Linked DNA regions of Homo sapiens: regions 1 and 3 are each linked to region 2. Evidence: chromatin contacts called from ENCODE Hi-C or POLR2A ChIA-PET data. All regions are on one chromosome and are shown on one strand. Each heading gives the region's core, a stretch centred on a gene start or an enhancer-like site at or near the end of the contact. The rest is flanking DNA. Distances are from core to core; before and after follow the strand shown. Region 1 holds the start of FBXL3 (F-box and leucine rich repeat protein 3). Region 2 overlaps RBM26 (RNA binding motif protein 26). Region 3 overlaps MYCBP2 (MYC binding protein 2).

Region 1 (3,880 bases), core at 1,158-3,657, 2.4 Mb after region 2:
AATAACTTGATCTCAACCTCTGATTAATGTTGACATCAACAAGGATAAGTCGTATTAATAGATGTACCCTTGATATGATGTGATGAGAATGGTACTTTATACCTCTGTAGTTTTCCTTCTAAAACATCCATAGTCCCCATGTAATTATAAGAAAAAAACCTAAGACAAACCCCAATTGAGGGACGTTCTACAAAAATACTAAAGCAGTACTCCTAAAAACTGTAAAGGTCATCAAAAACGAGGAATTACAAGATGGTATTTAAGGAACTACTGCAACATAATCTAATCTATCCTGATCATTGGTGTACCAAGGCTGGGGTGGTGTGGGAATAGTCTACACCATTCTACGTGGTGGAGGGGGTACATTGTCTGTGGATAATTTAAAACAATAATAAAGAGACTAATTGTTCATCTGCTTTTTATTACCACATGCATTGGCAATTCCAAACAGGGTCAGTAATAAATTATTTTTCCCAGTTGGATCAATGTGCTCCACACTCATCCTTTCTCCCACCTACCATGCCACTGATCTTGATGATACAATTGATAAATGTAAATAAGTACTGACTGATTAAAAAATAAACGTTTTTTTTCAAAAAAAATGAGGTGAAATAAAATATTTGCCAATAACAGGGAAGAAAAGGGGTATTCAATAGGTCAAGTGTGCCAAGGTCCTTGTCTTGTTTAGGAGGAGAATAGATCATAATGGCGAAAAAAGAAAAAAAAGAACTATGATTGGAATGTGATATAACCGTAATGTGATACAATATTAACGTAATGCAACCTATGCTCATCATGTTTACTGAATTGGTTTAATGTATTTTGCTGATCATTTATACTGTTCACCCAACTTTAAATAAATGGGCCTGTATTTGACTTATTTGTTTTTCCTTAATAATTATCATTGTCCTTCTTAGAACTTCCTATTGTTCCTCATCATCCAGTCACTGAGGGACCTAAACAAATGTTGCAGCTCAGGCAAATCCACACTCTTATGCTACTAGAGGCTTTGTACAGTTTGATTCAGTGATCTGACAGCTGACAGGCCCTTAAAAAACACCGAACAAACAACACTGGCATTTCCCCACATTGAATTCATTTTATTATAGAAACAGTCTCACTCTCTCACCCAGACTGAAGTGCAGTGGTGACATCATAGGTCACTGTAACCTCCTACTCCTGGGCTCCAGCCATCCTCTCGATTCAGCCTCCTGAGTAGTAGCCGGGATTACACCAAGCTCGTCTGATTTTTTAAAATTATTACTCTTCTATTTTTTTGTAGAGACAAGAGTCTGGACATATTGCGCAGGCTGGTCTCCAATTCTTGACCACAAGCAACCCTTCTGCCTTGGCTTCCCAAAATGTTGGGATTACAGACATAAGCCTGTACCACTCCTGGCCTCACACTGAACTTCGACGTAACTTTATACATGGCTTCCTAGCTCAATTTCTTGAGAAAACGGGAAGAACGGAGAGCTCCCTGGGCACCACTGCTTTTCAGTGTCTTATACATGGGTCTGAGTGTTCTAAGACATCTTTGAATGGAAAACTACTTTCTCTCTTTTTTTTTGGAGGTGTAGAGAGGAATGGCGCATGATTCAACTTAATGATATTGCACCTAAGAATGTTTCTAACTGTAAGAAAACGCAGTATCAAAAAATCCAAACTTTAAAACAAGTCAACTAGGTAGCAGTTACAAAGATGCCTTGATTTACAAAAGGATTCACCAGAGGTTTTCTTTTCAGCAGCTTTGTAATCCTTTACTTTCCCCATTGCGTTTCAAAAGCTATTTACAAATTTCAGGACTCTATTTCATAAAGCAAATGTCGTTTTTAAAATGTAATAACTCTAATGATAAAAGCCACTTTAGAAATATTGGGAAATACAAATATTTGAAAAACAAAAACCATGTGCAATCCCAGCGTTAATACTCTCACTATTCTGGTACATTTCCTTGGCATCTTTTAAGCACCACTTATGCACATCGATGCGCGGGTCTTCGGAGACTGTATTTAACTCCTCGGTTTCAGGCATCCGGGGCGGCCACCCGCGGGCCGCGGTCCCCAGCAGGCTCCGGCGAGACTCCTTCCTTTCTTTTTTCTGCTCCACCTCCCTAAACCTTCCAGTTTCAGCCACAGATAGTCTCTTCCACATATAGCTAGCTTCAGCCCTCCCACATTCCATCTCAAAACAACAAAAAAAATCCCCTTCAAGCGGGAGTCACATCTCTGGCAGGAAGGCAGAGGCTCGTCCCACAGCAAGGAGACTGGGGCGGCCGCAGCGCGCGCTCCCGCTTGGGCGCGGCCCTACTCCCGCCGGGCTCCGCCCCCCCCCCGCCCCCTTCCCGCCCCCTTGGGCGGGGACGCGCCAGGGAAGCGCGCGGCCGCGAGCCCTGGGCGCCATTTTAGACTCGCTGTTTGTGGCCCAGGTGCAGGAAGCTTACGCGGTGGCAGCCGCTCGCTGAGGTAGTCTCTCGCGGCGCCGGGGATCCCTGAACACAGACAGCGCGGGACTGAGAAGGAAAGCTTCTTTCTGGGCAGCCAGAGCCGCAAAGGTGGAGCCGCGTTGGCGCCCTCCGCGGGACCAGCGCCTCGGATGCGGGCGGAGCGCGGGGGGCCGCGGCTGCGGGAGCGCGAAGCGGGGGGCCAGGGGCGCCTCATGTGAGAGCCGCGGGACCTGCAGCCGCCGCCGTCCCCGGAGCACGGGGTGGTGTGTGGGGGAAGCCGCCCCCGGCAGCAGGTAACGGCGGAGGGGCAGGGCCGAGCCCCGCTGCGACGGCGGAGCCGGGGAGGGACCGCGGACCGTCTGTGGGCGGGCCGGGGTGGGGTGGGGTGGGGGGGGGCGCGGGGGCCGGGGCGCGCGCGGGCCGCTCCTCAGGAGTGCCGGGCGGGGCGCGGGGCGCGGCACCCAGACCTTGGAGCTTGCTTGGGGGCGTTTCCCCGCCGTGCCTGCTTCCAAACATGTCAACAAGGCGTGGTGCGTGTGCGGCGGCCGCCTGCAGCCTGCCCGCGACGCCGCCGCTCCCGGGTTCGCCGCGGCTCCTGCCAGGCTTTATGACCCTTGGCGGGGGCTGGTGACAGGCACCATGGAGCTCGCACTCTGTGGGCTCTCCCGGCGTCGGCTACGCCCGTGCTGGTAGCTTGAGCAATGAGGCACTGAAATGTCAAAGCAAACTGCCCAGGGTGGGGCGCATGAGAAATGTCAGGGGAAGCCAGTCGGTGGGGAGGTGGCGCAGGGAGGAGGGGACGCCCCTGCCGCTTAGCCAGGCGAAAAACTTGGTCAACTTGTGTTGAGCGGATTCGCGTCTGCCTTTGGCGTGGGCAGTCCTTTAGGTGGGGTTGCAGACAGGGGTCAGGAAGCAGCCCAGTAAATGGTCTGTATCTCCAAGCTGAGAGGTGAGAGAGATCATTTTTATTTTGTCGTTGCTAATGATATCCAGTTGAGTGACCCAGATTTTTTAATTAGAATCCTCCTTTTCTAACTTGAAAAAAAAGTAACTTAGTTTCTGTTATCTCTGAAATATTTATAAAAATACCATCAACTATCAGTTATCTATCTATCTATATGACCTGTAGACAGATTTTCGCCACTGTGCGCTCTCTAAGCATTTAGTTGTGAGTTAACCTCTTTATAGTGTTTTATTCTTGTAGTTCAGCCAAAGAATGCATATTAGTTTGATATTAGTAAAAGCAGAACAGAAAGGAACTGTGATGCCAAAATAGGCTTTTTAGAGTTAACTACAAATGAGCATTTAAAATTATTGCATGCCCAGTGTAAAAGTGCCTAATACAACGATGCACACGGCTAGCTGTTCACTTCCGGTCTTCACCTAATGAAGTTGCTTCTTTCAAAGTTTTTTTTTTTTTTTTTTTTTTTTTGA
Region 2 (3,704 bases), core at 694-3,193:
AAGGGCTCAAAATTTGGTCATGAGTGCTGAGGAAATGGGATTCTGTGACTCTTTAGAAAGACATAAAGAAAAAAAATTCTCTTGAAGATTCTAATGCTATGTACTAAATTATTTTGAAATTCAGTTAACTAAAAGTTACTGGAATGGGAAGGGAGAAAGAGCGCAAGGTGGTGAAAGCCAAATATTTTTTCACAAAAATGACCCACTTTTTCAGATCGTATGGTTCAGTGCCTTTTTTTTTTTTTTAAATGAGTAAACTAAAGCCTAGAGAAATAAAATGCTAACGCAGGATTATATAACTAGTGAATAAAGCAGAAATAACACCAGACTGGAAATCTGAAAATTGTTTTTTGGAGTACAGTTCAGTGCTTTTCTTCAATACCAGACTGCTTCATGGAAAGGCTAACAATTTGGCTTGGGACAAAGTAGGTTTGAAAGGTAATATAGGACTTAAAATATAGCAACCAGAATTTAACTAAAGTATATTTTTAGGGGTGATTATAGGCATTTTTTTTTATCATAGTTCATTATTTAGTAATCCCTTAACGATTGTTAGGGTGCTTGGCAGGTTAATAAAGTGTGTCTTATTTGTAATTATATTTATTTGTAATTATTTCTAGTTTGGCAAGTCAGCTGTTAGATGAAAAAACTGAAGCTTAGTTTGCTTAGTCTTAAGATTCATGACCGGAAAAGTGTCCATAATAATTTCTCATTTTTAAAGATAAATTTTGGCATGACTGTGGTAACCGTATCAGAAAATTTTGGTAGCAATGTTAGAGAAAGACTTAGAAGTGAATCTCTAACATATATAACCACACAGCATTAGCCAGACCTTTTAAAGAAATATGAGAAAAAGGTTAAAGGCTTAATCGACTCAGCCAAATTTATCCAACAGGATGATAGAACTAGGTTTTTTGTATTTCTAGTTTTAGTGCTATTTCTTTTGGATAATTTTGCCTTTTTGGTTTTAAAAGAAAATGTTCACTAGCCTCTGCTCTCTCATTTTAGTAACCAGAGGGATGGGTTACCTGAGATCTGTTGTTAACTAGACAGAATGTGAGTAATGGAGTGGGGGTGGCCTCTAGAACCAGTCTTTTCTCAGATAACTCAATTCTTCCTCAACTATGAATAGGAATTAAAAAAAAAAAAACCCTAAATATGAAGGTTAGTCATGGGTTACCATATTGCAGATACACCTTTTTTTTTTTTTTTTTTTTAAAGAGAGAGTTCTGTGGCTTGATGTATAACCATAATTATAACCACAACTATCTGGGCTTAATTTGTCATTTGGGCTGCTGCTGTTTGCACTGAACAGTACAAACTTTTACTTTGGTTTTGTTATCTGACTATTGGGTCTTTGACACTTAATGGGCACTTCTTTTTTTTTTTTTATTTAATTTAGAAGTTATGTAACTTCTAAAGCTATGGTTCTCAAGTGTGATATCAGGATTCCTGGAATTTCCTGAGAGCCTTTCATGGTGTCTATGAGGTCCTTGTTTTTCCAACTATGTATCTGTGTCAGGTCAGGTTTTCTTCATGTACTTCAACCAGTATAACATGTCATAACAGACTGAATGTAAAAACAGATGTAAGAATCGGCCTGTCTTCTATTAAGCCAAACAAAGGTATTTGCAAAAAGTGTAAAACTTGGTCACTCTTCTCAGAAAATTTGTATTTTATTTTGGAAAAATAGTTTTTGTGTTTTTTTTTTTAATTTTAAAAATATGGTATTTAATTTCAGGTGAGGCTATTTATCATAGAGCTCTGCCTATCCCTGACCTGCAGTGGGGATATGACCTAAATGGGGAAGATGAGTCATTTTCAGAGGCCAGTACGGATGCTGGGGGAGAGAAGAGTAGCCTCCTTTTTCTGGTTTCACTAGCTGTTAGAATAATGTAAGCTGGGAACTGCTTGGGGGCCATCATTTTTGCCACACATAGAGAGCATTTCTGAAAGTGAAAAATGCAGAATAGAGAGTCCTGGTGATATGATTTGAACTCCTGGATTCAGAAAAAAAGCCAGCCCCACATATGGGCTTCCTGTTTGTTTGCACATAAATTCTTCTTCTGATTACTCAAACAAATATAGAGAGTTTTTATGCTAGTTTTAATGGATTTATTATATCAAACTAAACTAAATTTTTTCTCAATTTTAATTCTTGATAAATATTGATATAACTCTTTTAAATAAAAAGCTGTTTGGAGTGGTTCCTATTTTTAAAGCATAGAGGGCTCCTGATACCAAAAAGTTTGAGAACCACTGTTCTAAAAGTAAGATGGAATCATGCTATTTCTTGGAATGATGTGGGGGAATAAAAGAACTGGCCAATAGTTTTCAGTGTTATAATTACATGTATTGTGATACATTTTGCAGTGATGAAGAAGTATTAATAGATTGTGTGATGCTCAAGGATGGATCATATTTAGATATGCTTATATTTTGATTTTATTTTGTAGAATGAACTGGGTGTATAATAACTCTTAATGAGTAGTCTTTGCTGTAACTAATTACTGTATATAAGTAATCTATTTTTGCTTTCTTGTTTGAATTAAGTGAAGCATGTAATAAACTACAATTAAAATTTTCAATGTATGTATTATGCTTGCTGCAATGAAATTTGGATTTTTAAAAGAGTAATTCTAAGTACAGAATATAAAATCATGACTTTGATGCAAATTAGATATTTTTCCTGAATATAAAATGAAAATTTGGAAAGAACAGACGTGGGTGCATATCCGTGTTCTAAAGTTACTCAGTTAACATATTTAAATTTAATTTTTAATTCCCACTACCACCTCCAGCTTCTTTTCAAGATTACTGAACATGGAAGCTTGGGTTAAATTCCGTGAGTTATATTCTACTGAATTTCTAAAGTCTCCAAGAAACTCGTGCAAAACAAACTTTTTGAAATATTGTATTGGAGTATTATAGCTTTCTTTACGGTCTCATTACTGTTTTGAAAATCTGAAAAACTAAAACACACTATGGGTGTGTTGGGGGATTAGTACAACCTTTATTTCCAGAGGTGATTTGTTTCTTGTTAAGAATATTTAGTTTTTAAAGATATTTTATTATAACATTTGATTTTCTGTATTAATTTGGCTTCTGTAACTTTAGTGTGTGTACTTCCCTCTCCACCCCAGATATAGTTGGAAGAGAATGACCTTCTTAGATGGTCACTTCTATGCTTTTAAAGGGTATGCATGAAGCTGGAAGTCTCCAACTGAACTGTTTTTAAAAACAAAGATGCCAGCTGGGCACTATTGCTCTCACCTGTAAATCCCAACACTTTGGGAGGCCGAGGAAGAAGGATCACTTGAGGCCAGGAGTTCGAAACCAGCCTGGTCAACAGAGCAAGACCCTATTTGTACACCCAAACAAAAATTAGCCAGGTGTAGTTGTGTGCACCTGTAGTCCTAGCTACTGGGGAGGCAGCGGTGGGAGGATCTCTTGGCAGGAGTTCAAGGTTTCAATGAACCATGATTGCACCACCGCCCTCCAGCCTGGGTAACAGCAAGACTTTGTCTCTAAAAAAATGAAATGAAAAGAAAAAAAAAAAAAAAACTTTATTAGCTGTATCCTTAACACAGTATATTCAGGAATTGACAAAGTTTTATTTTTATGCCTTTAAAATCATTGATGTGAATGACTTCATAGTGATTTGGAAATTTAATTTGCCAAAGCTCACTGAAGCAGTTAATTTG
Region 3 (3,707 bases), core at 990-3,489, 2.2 Mb after region 2:
TCTGGGATTTGGTGGGAATGGGGCAGTAAGTGCTCTGCTTTGAGATTCAGGTGGTATCTGTTGTCATTTAACCATGATAAAACCAGAAGACTAGAACTGCAAAGAAAATCTACCATCTTAAACTCATATGCTAGAATTTTAAATAATCAAAATAGGAATTTTTTAGTATTTTCTAGTCAATTTTTATCTTCTATTAATGTATTTATCAAAAATTGACTGTAGTTTGTATTGCAAATTTTAATATATAGACATAAAATAAGTTATTTGATACTGTTACTGATATCTAACACTAAAACTCTATTTTATTTTTTACTACAGTGACTGTAAAAAGCTTTATTTTTCTTTCAAGTAAACATGCATTGTTTTATAAGTGCTTCTCATTTTTCCCTTGTTTATATGATAAGCTAGATAGCTGGGTAGCAGGAACACTGAAAAATTTATTTTTAAATAGGTAAATATTGAAGAATGTTGTTTTTAGAAATGCTTAACTACTTTACCTTTTTTGTAACAAACTTCAAAGTTACTGTTGAGGGTAATTTAATAAATGAACTATAAAAGTGTCTTGGGCTCAGTAAAAAAAATTCAATTAAAAAACTCAGTAAAAAAATTCAAAAGAAAGTTTTGAAGTTGTCTACCATTGCCTTTCCATTTGATTCCGTTTATGGTATCATTTGAATTAATTGTTGTCTGTTTTTTCATATTCTGGATTAGGAATGTTTTGAGTCATTGTTGAGTATTCTTCACTGGAGCTGGACCACCTTAGTCTTAGGAGTTGAAGAACTTAGAGGATTAAAAGGATTCCAGTTCACAGCTACACTCCTAGATTTAGAGAGACTGCGCTTTGTGGGTACCTGTTGTCTGAGGTTATTGCGTGTCTATACCTGTGAAATTTACCCAGTGTCAGGTATGATGCATTTTTTTTAAATGACTATAGGGAGAAAATATTAGAGACATTGAGAAGATTTACTTTGAGATAACTGAGAGTTTATGCCCCCCAGCTGCATTTAAGCTGCTTCTAAAATGAGGGGAGAAAGTCAGCTTGCTATGATGCTTATGTATTTGCTTATAAAGAGTAAAATAGATTACATGTCATTCTGATACAAAAAGTAATAGTGGGCCAAAGTTAAATAATCTAATAAAGTTTAATTTTAAACAAATTCTGTCAAATAGAAATATTTTGAACAAGCAATTTGGACTTAAATGCTGAAACTAGGTTTTTATTCCCCCTTCCATTTAGATTAAAAATTGGGACTACACTTAATCTCTAAGTTGTTTCATTTCTAAGATATTAGTACTTGTGATACTTAGCTGTATAGGGAATTACTGAATTATATTGATTGTTTTCATGCATATTTAATATTTTGCTTAATTACCAATCTGCTTTTTCCCCCTCAAAGCTACAGGAAAAGCAGTTGTAGAAGAAACTAGCAAATTAGCAGAGTGTATTGGAAAAACCAGAACTTTGTTAAGAAAAATTTTATCAGAAGGAGTTGATCACTGCATGGTGAAATTGGATAATGATCCTCAAGGATATCTCAGTCAACCCTTGAGTCTTCTAGAAGCTGTCCTTCAGGAATGTCATAATACTTTCACTGCCTGCTTTCATTCTTTCTACCCAACTCCTGCCTTACAGTGGGCTTGCCTTTGTGATCTGCTGAATTGTTTGGATCAGGTAATTTAAGTTTGTAAAATGTTAGTTGAAAATCTGATATATTGCTTAATACTCTTCAAGAAAATAAATTGCAGTTGCCATATCTTCTTAACTTGTATAAAAGATAAATTAGGAAATCATTCGGTGTACATGACTTATATAAGCAAAGTTTAAAATTTTTTAAATCTGCTTCATCATCTTTTAGTTACAAAATTGGTAGGCACATTGTGCAGTTGCTGATTGGTTTTTGAATTGGAGTGAGTGATTCTGAGAGAGGGAGAGAGGAAAAGAACCATAGTGACCAGGGGAGAGCAGGGATAGCACCAGGAGGCCCCCGCCACCCTCATCTGTGAGAACAGGAAGGAGAGAGAGCTGAGAGAACAGTCATACTAGCATTGTTCATTCATTCATGAGGAAGCCACAACCTTTGTAAACCTTTATGCACCAAGTCACAGAGTTTCACAACACCTGAGGCAAAACACTGACAGAACTACAGGGAGAAATAGATTCACATTGACAGCTGGGGACTTTAACACTCCTCTTTCAGTAATTAATAGAGGAACTAGGCCAAAAACATCAGCGATGCAGATTTGAACAGTACTGTCAACCATCTTGATCTGACATTTACAAAACAGGATATGAAACTGCAAAATACATATTCTTTTCAAGTACACATGATTTTTAAAAGAAATATTTGGGACCATTCACTAAGGTAGATCATATGCTAGACCATAAAATGTCTTAATAAATTTCAAAAGATTAAAATGTGAAAGAATATATTTTCAGACCACAGTAGAATTACAGTAAAAATCAATAGCAAAGGATATCCAGAAAAAGCACCAAACATTTGGAAAATGACAGCACTTCTAAGTAAGCAGTTGATCAAAGAAGAAGTTATAAAGGAAATTTTAAAATGTTTCACATAGAAAGATAAAAACATAATATCAGAATTTGTGGGATTTAGCTAAAGCATTGCTTAAAAGAGCTCTTTATACCCTTAAATGCTTATATGAAGAAGAAAGGTTTAAAATCAGTGACCTAAGCTGCTATGTTAAGAATCTAGAAGGAAAAGCAAATCTAACCCAAAGTTAGAAGGAAGGAAGGAAATAATAAAGATAAGAGCAGAAATCAATGAAATAGAAAGTAGAGAAAATTAACACAGCTAAAAGTTGGTTTTTTGAAGAAAAAAAGTTGGTAAACTCCTAGCAAACCTGACTGGGAGAGAAGAGAGAAAGAAAAAACATGAAATACCATAATCAAAAGTGAAATAGGGGTTCACCGGGCACGGTGGCTCATGCCTGTAATCCCAGCACTTTGGGAGGCTGAGGTGGGTGGATCACTTGAGGTCAGGAGTTCGAGACCAGCCTAACATGGCAAAACTCAGTCTCTACCAAAAATACAAAAATTAGCCAGGCATGGTGGTGCACAGCTGTAATCTCAGCTACTCGGGAGGCTGAGGCACGAGAATTGCTTGAAGGCGGGAGGTGAAGGTTGCATTGAGGCAAGATTGTGCCACTGCACTCCAGCCTGGTGACAGAATGATACTCCATCTCAAAAAAAAAAAAAAAAAAAAAAAAAAAAAGAAATAGGGACTATCACTATAAACAACTTTATACTGGTGAATTTTTCAGCCTTAGAGGAAGTTGACAAATTCCTTGAAAAATATAATTTTATCAAAACTAACACATTAAGAAATAGAAAAATCTGAATTGCCTCATATCCATTTAAAAATTATCAAAAACTTTCCCACAAAGAAAATTTCAAGTCCAAATATTGTCATTTATGAATTCTGTTAAACATTTAAGAAAGAAATAATGTCAACCTTTTACAAAGTCTTTTGGAAAATACAGGAGGCAACACTTCCCAACTAATTTTATGAGTTTAGCTTTATCCTATACCAAAACCTAACTAAGATACTACAAGGAAAAATTACAGATGAATATCACTCAGAAACATAGATGCTCTTAAAAATATTATCAAACCAAATTGAACATGTAAACAATATATCATAACCAAGTGGGATTTATCTTAGAAATACTTAGTTAAATAATTGAAA

What was found. Hi-C counts contacts between places; a loop is a spot of excess contacts on that map. ChIA-PET counts read pairs that join two places held with the same protein, here RNA polymerase II (POLR2A). Pooled maps may share reads with other maps.
Region 1: a loop to region 2 is called in a pooled map, with 4 times the contacts of the local background. The contact joins the promoter of FBXL3 here to the enhancer-like site in region 2. A Hi-C loop is called at or near these places in 1 of 168 maps with a recorded cell type or tissue (CD4-positive, alpha-beta T cell) and 4 of 50 pooled maps. POLR2A ChIA-PET finds 5 or more read pairs at or near these places in 2 of 52 experiments (T-cell and activated B cell).
Region 3: a pooled map shows a loop between it and region 2 (4-fold over the local background). The contact joins two enhancer-like sites. A Hi-C loop is called at or near these places in 1 of 168 maps with a recorded cell type or tissue (B cell) and 1 of 50 pooled maps. POLR2A ChIA-PET finds 5 or more read pairs at or near these places in 1 of 52 experiments (B cell).

Annotation. Positions count from the first base shown.
Region 1 is chr13:77,025,686-77,029,565 of GRCh38, reverse strand. FBXL3 (F-box and leucine rich repeat protein 3) reads left to right here and starts at 2,407. Exons shown (of 5, transcript NM_012158.4): 1 at 2,407-2,739. RefSeq lists silencers at 2,287-2,336, 2,507-2,786, 2,807-2,866.
Region 2 is chr13:79,384,105-79,387,808 of GRCh38, reverse strand. The region is part of intron 1 of RBM26 (RNA binding motif protein 26); the gene reads left to right. Among named protein-coding and RNA genes, the nearest start is that of RBM26, 20 kb to the left of the region's middle. Within about 2 kb of position 1,943, at least 4 of the 41 ENCODE cell types and tissues checked have a DNase peak (open chromatin) inside an H3K27ac peak, as active enhancers do; they include B cell, where a contact is called at or near this core.
Region 3 is chr13:77,183,068-77,186,774 of GRCh38, reverse strand. MYCBP2 (MYC binding protein 2) reads left to right here. Exons shown (of 83, transcript NM_015057.5): 31 at 712-904; 32 at 1,398-1,672. Among named protein-coding and RNA genes, the nearest start is that of MYCBP2-AS2, 100 kb to the right of the region's middle. RefSeq lists an enhancer at 1,940-1,989. Within about 2 kb of position 2,239, at least 4 of the 41 ENCODE cell types and tissues checked have a DNase peak (open chromatin) inside an H3K27ac peak, as active enhancers do; they include B cell, where a contact is called at or near this core.